Regions from separate parts of the Homo sapiens genome. Here region 2 is linked to region 1. The links are chromatin contacts, found by Hi-C or POLR2A ChIA-PET in ENCODE. All regions are on one chromosome and are shown on one strand. The core of a region is the stretch at or near the end of the contact, and the rest is flanking DNA. Distances in the headings are between cores, read along the strand shown.

Evidence for each region. A loop is a pair of places that touch in the nucleus more often than their neighbours do. ChIA-PET counts read pairs that join two places held with the same protein, here RNA polymerase II (POLR2A).
Region 2: a loop to region 1 is called in a map with no recorded cell type, with 4 times the contacts of the local background. The contact joins two enhancer-like sites. A Hi-C loop is called at or near these places in 1 of 37 single-sample maps with no recorded cell type. POLR2A ChIA-PET finds 5 or more read pairs at or near these places in 1 of 52 experiments (OCI-LY7).

The regions. Positions count from the first base shown.
Region 1 is chr1:23,571,668-23,575,628 of GRCh38, reverse strand. LOC124903876 (a long non-coding RNA gene) reads right to left here. Exons shown (of 3, transcript XR_007065537.1): 3 at 1,929-2,882. Among named protein-coding and RNA genes, the nearest start is that of ID3, 14 kb to the right of the region's middle. RefSeq lists an enhancer at 783-872. Within about 2 kb of position 1,275, at least 5 of the 41 ENCODE cell types and tissues checked have a DNase peak (open chromatin) inside an H3K27ac peak, as active enhancers do; they include OCI-LY7, where a contact is called at or near this core.
Region 2 is chr1:24,479,637-24,483,541 of GRCh38, reverse strand. No RefSeq gene overlaps it. Among named protein-coding and RNA genes, the nearest start is that of RCAN3AS, 21 kb to the left of the region's middle. RefSeq lists an enhancer at 2,252-2,361. Within about 2 kb of position 2,266, at least 9 of the 41 ENCODE cell types and tissues checked have a DNase peak (open chromatin) inside an H3K27ac peak, as active enhancers do; they include OCI-LY7, where a contact is called at or near this core.

The DNA.
Region 1 (3,961 bases), core at 26-2,525:
CTCTCTCAGCAAGCCCCAGGGCTGTGAAGGAAACTGGGCAGAGGGTGTCACAAGAGTGGAGGGAGAAAAAACCAAAGCAAGGGTCACCCATATCTCTACTCTGCCCAGAACCCGCCTGCTACGCCTATTCATTAGAACATTCATGGCCATTTACCGAGCTCTTTAAGCTATGAGTCTTGCACACTTACAACAGCTCTCACAGCTGTGCCCCACTCCCCCATCCCTGGAGACCTACAAGGGCCCATATTAACTGTATTACTTCTCTATTGCTGCTATAACAAAATGACTACAAACTTAGTCACTTAAAACAACTTAAGTTTATGCTCTCAAACCAACCTGATCTCACTGGGCTAAAATCAGGGTGTTTGCAGGGACTTCCCTTTCGGAGAATCTGGAAGATAATTGATTTCCTTGCCTTTTCCAGCTTCTGGAGGCTGCCAACATTCCTTGGGTTGTGACCCCTTCCTTCATTTTCAAAGCCAGCAACATGGCATCTCTCTGACCCTGTTTTCGTGGTTGCCTCTCTTTCTCTGACTCTTTTCTGCTGCCCTCTCCCACTTTTAAGGACCCTTCTGATTCCATTGGACCCACCTAGATAATCCTGCATAGCAACCTTCATTCCATCTGCAAACTTAATTCCCACTTGCCGTGTAACAGTACATTCACAAATTATAGGGATTAGGACACAGACATCTTTGGAGGTGACTATGATCCTGCCTACCATGTTAACCAACCCAGAGTGGCGGGGACCATACAACCCAGAGAGCTTGTGCTCCTTCTCAAGGGAGCAACTGCTGCTCAGCTCCAGCTGTCATCATCATGCATCAGTATGGGTTCAGTGTGGCTGAGTCTGCCAATATTTCAAGTGAAATCAGAAAATTGGACTTTCAGGTGAAGATTTCCAATTCTGACATCACTGTGCAGACCAAAAAAGAACAAAAAATCTCATAGGCTAGATATAGCCTGAAGCCACCCAGGTGTGACCTCTGGGTCCACCTCTACCACATCAGCTGTGTGAGATGATGAGATTTCTCTGGCATTTACAGGCTCTGCAGGTTCTGGGGGATGGAGAACCAGTCAGGCCTAGAGGCCAGAGAGAATGTGGTCAGGAGCATAGCGGGTACTGAAGGGGGTGCCTCAGGGGAAAGTTCAGAGGGAGAAGGGACTGACCATCTCCCTAAGGGACTAACCATCACCTGCAGGAAGCAGCAGTGCCTCAAAGGGTACAGGAAATCAGGCTGAGGCCGACCTGAAGAAATCAACCAGAGTAAGGTGGGCTTTATGGCTTGTGACCTCAGAACAAATCAAGCACACTCTTTCTACTTTCAAAAAGTATCAGTTCTTCCCCTCCCCACAAAACTAGCAACATTGGCTGACTGTGAGAAGAGGATGGCAGGGGCCGGGGTGAGAAGGAGGCCTTTCACTTTATGCCTCTCGAGCTTTTTGAGTTTTTAACCAGGTGAAAGTATTACCTACTTAAAACATTAAATTCAAAAGCTTTTATTCATTTAAAAATATTTTAAAATACAATCGATTACATTAGAGGTAAAAACACAAAAGTAGTTGTCATGGTGATGCTACTGCACTTCCATGAAGATGGTATGTGTGGTCATATAACAGGATGGTTTAGAAATGGTGAAATCTTCATACATTTGGCTAATTACTCCGGACCCATCGCCTGTCATTCAAACTGATGGCTGCTTTTCCTTATCCTTACATGCCAGCACTTGAATAAACCAGGTTGGTGTCTTTTGGAGTTCTTTTCCATTCTGACTGGCACAAAGCTAAGGCTCTGGAGTCAGTCGGCTTGCCTCTTCCATGCTGTGTGACCTTGAACAACATGCTTAGCCTCTCTGAGCCTGTTTCCTCATCTGTATAATGGCTTCATAGGCTTTTTATGAAGATAAATGAGTTAATGTGTATAAAGCACTTGAAACAGCACAAAATCAGTGCCCATAAATGTTGACACTTATTATTAACTATTTTCATTATTCTTTTAATCTTGTTTATTTTTGAGTGGGGGGATTATTAAAACCATAACTTAAGACATGTAACAAAACATAAGTAACGTAGGTGAACTAAAATGAAGCGAATTTAACCTCTGGTCCCCCAAATCCTTACAAGCGCCCTCTTAACAGGAGTATCATTGTCTATTTCATAGATAGAAAAACTGAAGCTTGGGGAAAGTGAGTGAGTTGCTCTAGGACACTGAGTTTGGAAATAGAAAAGATAGGAGCTTGAACCGCGTTTTCAAGACTCCAGATCCCATGGCTTTCAACTCGAGGCTGTCCTACAGTATGATTATAAAGTAACAGGTGCTCCTTCCTTATTTGGTCCAAAAGAAAAAAAAATTGCAGGGCTCAGAGGGGAACTTGGCTTTTTGATTTGTTCAGTTTGGGGTCAGCCCTTCCTTGCTCCTGGCCCCAGATTCAGTAGATTCCAGGGTGGGGGGGTCAGGTCAGCAGGTCTCTGGCTTATATTCTGGCCTCAGCTTTGGAGCCAAGTTATTCTCTCCCCTGGGAGGGAGTCAGGGTTGGGGAGGGGGTGTCAGAGCCTGGAGACTGCTGTGGATGTCCCTGGCCCAGCTGTGGCCTGAGCTTTCTCACCAGGAGGCTTTCCCAGCATCCCCACTCTTCCCCAGGCCTTCTGCCATCTCTCCCAATTCTCACCATCCAAGAAGTAGTTGTTGCAGCTTGAAAACATGGCTGCTAGCAAACTTGTGGGTTAAATGCCCCAGGAAGATGGAGCGCACTGCCCAAGCAATTTCCAGGAAGCAGGACAGCCCAGAGGTCAGGAACACTTTGCAGTTTTGAAATTTGGCTCTTTTGCTTCTAGCTCTTCGGTCTTAGGCGGGTGGCTTCACCTTTCTGATGCTTCCGCAACTGTGAAATGGGATGATAATAGTATCTGTCACAAAAGTTGTTTGGAAGCCTGGGCAGCATAGAGAGACCCTGTCTCTACAAATAAGTACAAAAAAATTGGGCCGGGCGCAGTGGTCTATAATCCTATAATCACAGCACTTTGGGAGGACCAGGCAGGCAGATCACGAGGTCAGGAAATCGAGACCATCCTAGCTAACATGGTGAAACCCCGTCTCTACTAAAAATACAAAAAAATTAGCTGGGTATGGTGGTGGGCGCCTGTAATCCCAGCTATTCAGGAGGCTGAGGCAGGAGAATGGTGTGAACCCAGGAGGCGGAGCTTGCAGTGAGCCGAGATTGCACCACTGCACTCCAGCCTGGGCGACAGAGTGAGACTTCATCTCAAAAAAAAAAAAAAAAATTTGCCAGCTGTGGTGGCATGTACCTGTGGTTCCAGCTACTCGGGAGGCTGAGGCAGGAGGATTGCCTAAGCATGAAGGTTGAGGCTGCAGTGAGCCATGATCAGGCCACTGCACTCCAGCCTGGGCAACAGAGCAAGACCCTGTCTCCAAAAAAAAAAAAAAAAAAGTTGTTGGGAGAATTTTTAAAAAGAGATTTATTGGTGTTTAATTTACATACTAGAAAATTCACCAATATTTATGTATATAATTCAATGATTTTTAGCACATTTACAGAGTCGTGCAACCATCACATCAATTCCAGAATACTTTCATCACCCCCACATAAAACCCTGTATCCATTAGCAGTCACTCCCCTTCTGTCCCCCAGTCCCAGGCAACCATTAATCTACTTTCTGTCTCTATAAATTTTTAGAAATTTATAGAAATTTCTTTTAGAAATTTCACATAAATGGAACTGCACAGTATGTGGTCCTTTGTGTCTTGCTCCTTTCATGTAAGCATATTTTTTGAGGTCCATCTATTTATTGTGTAGATTAGTAGTTCATTCCTTTTTTATAGCTGAATAATATTCCATTGTATGAATACACCACATTTTGTTGATCCATTCATCAGCTGATGGCCATTTGAGTCATTTCCACTTTTTTGCTATCATGAACAATGCTGCTGTGAACATCCCTG
Region 2 (3,905 bases), core at 1,017-3,516, 910 kb before region 1:
TTTACAAGTCTTTGATTTTTCAAAAGGCAGCAGTGTATTGCAGGTGCCCACAGAGCAGCAGAGTCTATTTTCCTTCTTTCTTTGAATCACCGTAACTTATTTTGATGGAAACTGATGCCTACAACTTTTAGGAACGTGCTCTTTCTCTTAGATGAGGCATGTCTTGAGCTGGATTCAGAGCAGCTTTCACACTAAGAACCTACCAGTTTGTTACTTTTAGTCCAAAGAAGTGGGCATCGCCTGAATGTCCTGGAAAGGCCCCCGCTGGACAGATATCCAGGGCCTGCTTCCTGGGCACTGTGGACTGTGCAGGGGCACAGCGCCCCACACTCTAAAGGGCCTCACACTTGGTTTAAATGCCCTGCATTTATCATCTTGAAATCCTTAACAATCTCATCTCTGAATATTTTTCCATCTGTAAGCAAAGTCAGATGGGACAATGCAGCCGTGGGCAGATTGGTACAGTATATGTGTCTGCTGTTGTTTGCTGCCCATTCACATATAGCATTCGCCATGCCCCTGAGCACCGAGTTCTGTTGGATCCATCACGTGTGTGCAAAGCAAGTCCACGGTAAGTGTGTGATGGCCGGGCGCAGTGGCTCACACTTATAATCCCAGCACTTTGGGAGGCCAAGGCGGATAGATCATTTAAGGCCAGGGGTTTGAGACCACCCTGACCAATATGGCAAAATCCCAGCTCTACTAAAAAAAAAATACAAAAAATTAGCCAGGCATGGTAGTACAGGCCTGTCATCCCAGCTACTCGGGAGGCTGAGGCATGAGAATTGCTTGAACTAGGGGAGGCGGAGGTTGCAGTGAGCCGAGATCGCCCCACTGCACTCCAGCCTGGAAGACAGAGAGCGAGACCTTTTTTTTTTTTTTTTTTTTTGAAGACCGAGTCTTGCTTTGTTGCCCAGGCTGGAGTAGTGCAGTGGCGCGATCTCGGCTCATAGCCACCTCCGCCTCCGGGGTTCAAGCGATTCTCCAGCCTCAGGCTACCAAGTAGCTGGGATTACAGGCGTGCGCCATCACGCCTGGCTAATTTTTTTGTATTTTTAGTAGAGACAAGGTTTCACCATATTGGCCAGGGTGGTCTCGAACTCTTGACCTCAGGTGATCTGCCTGCCTCAGCCTCCCAAAGTGTTGGGATTACAGGCGTGAGCCACTGTGCCAGGCCGACCCTGTCTTAAAACAAGGTTAAGTGTGTTATGTTTATGATTCTGTGGGGGGCCAGGATGGGGGTGGGGAAGGGCTGGCCTAATGGGAGGCCATGCTTTCTCTTCCAACCCAAACTTTCTGTAAACACAGAAAGAAGGCTGTGGACAAGGAGCCCTATCATGTCCTCCTTACTAATGCTACCTCCTGTGTCAGCCAACAGCTTACACTGACAATGATGACATAGAGAGACAGGAAAAGGTGGGGCAACCCACAGTGTCTTTTCCTTTCAGTCTTTTTTTTTTTTTTAAAGAATCGGGGTCTTGCTGTCACCCAGGCTGGAGTGCAGTGGTATGATCATAGTTCACTGCAGGCTTGAACTCCTGGGCTCGAGCCATCCTCTCACCTCAGCTTCCTGAGCAGATAGGACCACAGGCATGTGCCACCACTCCTGGCTAATAATGTTTAGTTTCTGTAGAGTCAAATTCCTGGGCTCAAGCGATCCTCCTGCCTCTGCCTCCTGAGTAGCTGGGACTTCTGGCGTTTCCTTTTAGTCCTTCTTGACTCATCAACAAGCTGAAGGCAGAGAGAGGTGGTAGAATGTGTGCAATCAATAAATGAAATAAACACAGTTGAGTGTGTTTCATGCAGGGTTCTCACTGTTCTGGTAAGAACAAAATACGTATGTATGAGCTATGAAACACAAATTCTATACTACAGTGATTACAGATACGAGTTAAGTGCTCTTATATTTGCATTTAAAATGGGTATTGCAGAAAACAAAGATGAATGGGTAAAAAATTCATGCTAATCATTTAAAATTTTAATTTGCCTTTACTGAAAATGACATTAAGTAACACATTTAAAAAGTCAAGAGAGAGACTGTTGTTAAAGAGAGAAAAAAGCTTTTAGAAGTCCCTTGGTGGCACTTTTTCTTGGTTTTTGAACTAAGGGCCCCTCCATTTTCATTTTGCACTGGGTCCTGGGGAAAGGAAAGCCTCCAGGCACAAGATACACTGCCTGCTCTGTCACTGCTAGGGCCACCCCCACAGCTTCCATTTCCCTTTCTTGGTTCTCTCGCTTCCTGCTTCGTCCTGACACTGTGAAGTGTCATTGCTCCCTCAGTTATAACATTCACCACACTTTATGTGGTTTGCTTTAATTTCTGACTGCTCTGCATGGGGGAGGGGCACTCTCTCTCCTTCTCCACTGTATATCCAGTGCTTAGCTCCTAGTAAGTGCTCAGTGACACTTACTTTTCATTTTTTACTATGAAAACTTCACATAGGCTGGGCGCAGTGGCTCATACCTGTAATCCCAGCACTTTGGGAGGCCGAGGTGGGCGGATCACCTGAGGTCAGGAGTTCGAGACCAGCTGGCCAAGATGGTGAAACCCCATCTCTACTAAAAATACAAAAATCAGCCAGGCGTGGTGGCGTATGCCTGTAGGCCCAGCTACTTGGGAGGCTGAGGCAGGAGAATCGTTTGAACCCGGGAGGCAGAGGTTGTGGTGAGCCGAGATCGCACCATTGTACTCCAGCCTGGGTGACAAGAGCGGAGCTCAGTCTCAAAAACCACTTCATGTAGACATAAAATAGAGAAAGTAATTTAATGAACCACTGCCCTGTCTGCATTATCCTGCCATTCTTATATTAACTCAATTATTTTATTTTTTAAATTTTTTGAGACAGGGTCTTGCTCTGTCGCTCAGGCTAGAGTGCAGTGGTGCAATCATGGCTTACTGCAGCCTCCATATCAATGGGCTCAGGTGATCCTCCCACCTCGGCTCCCCAAGTAGCTGGGACTCCAAGTGTGCACCACCATGCCCATCTAATTTTTTGTATTTTTGTAGAGACAGGGTCTCACCGTTTGTAGAGACAGGGCCTCTCATGCACCATGCATTGTGTGCATTGTTTTACCAGGTTGCCCAGGCTGGTCTCAAACTCCCGGTCTCAAGCAATCCTCCCGCCTCGGCCTCTTAAAGTGCTGGGATTGTAGGTGTGAACCACTGTGCCCGGCCTCAGTCATTTTAGTCTCTCTCTTTCAAGCTGTTGAATTTCCTCAAATGTCTTGCGATTCTTGGTGGACAATCCCATTTATAAATAAAGAACTACAGTACTTACTAGAGATTTCCTTTGCAGTTGTGTGCATTTGTTTACCCGAAGGCGTACCATCATCCCCTGAATGTGAGGGGGGATTTTCATCTTGGAGGAAGTGAGCAGGCCTGGTCATCGGCTTCCTCCTCAGGTGCATGAGCATGGAGCTGCTGGCTGCCTTGGGACAAGACATCTGCTGAAGGACATGGGACTCGGCTCCAGCTCTCCATAGGTCTGTCTCCCGACAGAACAGAGCTGGAGGTCCATTCGTTTCCTTGCCTGCTGCTCCAATATCCCTACCATGGGCCGTCCACAGCCAAATCTACCACTCTTTTTTTTTTTTTTCAGACGGAGTCTCAGTCTGTCACCCGGGCTGGAGTGCAATGGCGTGATCTTGGCTCACTGCAACCTCCGCCTCCCAGGTTCAAGCCATTCTCCTGCCTCAGCCTCCCGAGTAGCTGGGATTACAGGTATGTGCTCCCATGCCTGGCTAATTTTTGTATTTTTAGTAGAGATGGGGTTTCACCATGTTGGCGAGGCTGATCTCAAACTCCCGACCTCAGGTGAACCACCCGCCTTGGCCTCCCAAAGTGCTGGGATTACAGGTGTGAGTCACCGCGTCTGGCCATCTTCCGCTGTTTAGAGTAATTCTTA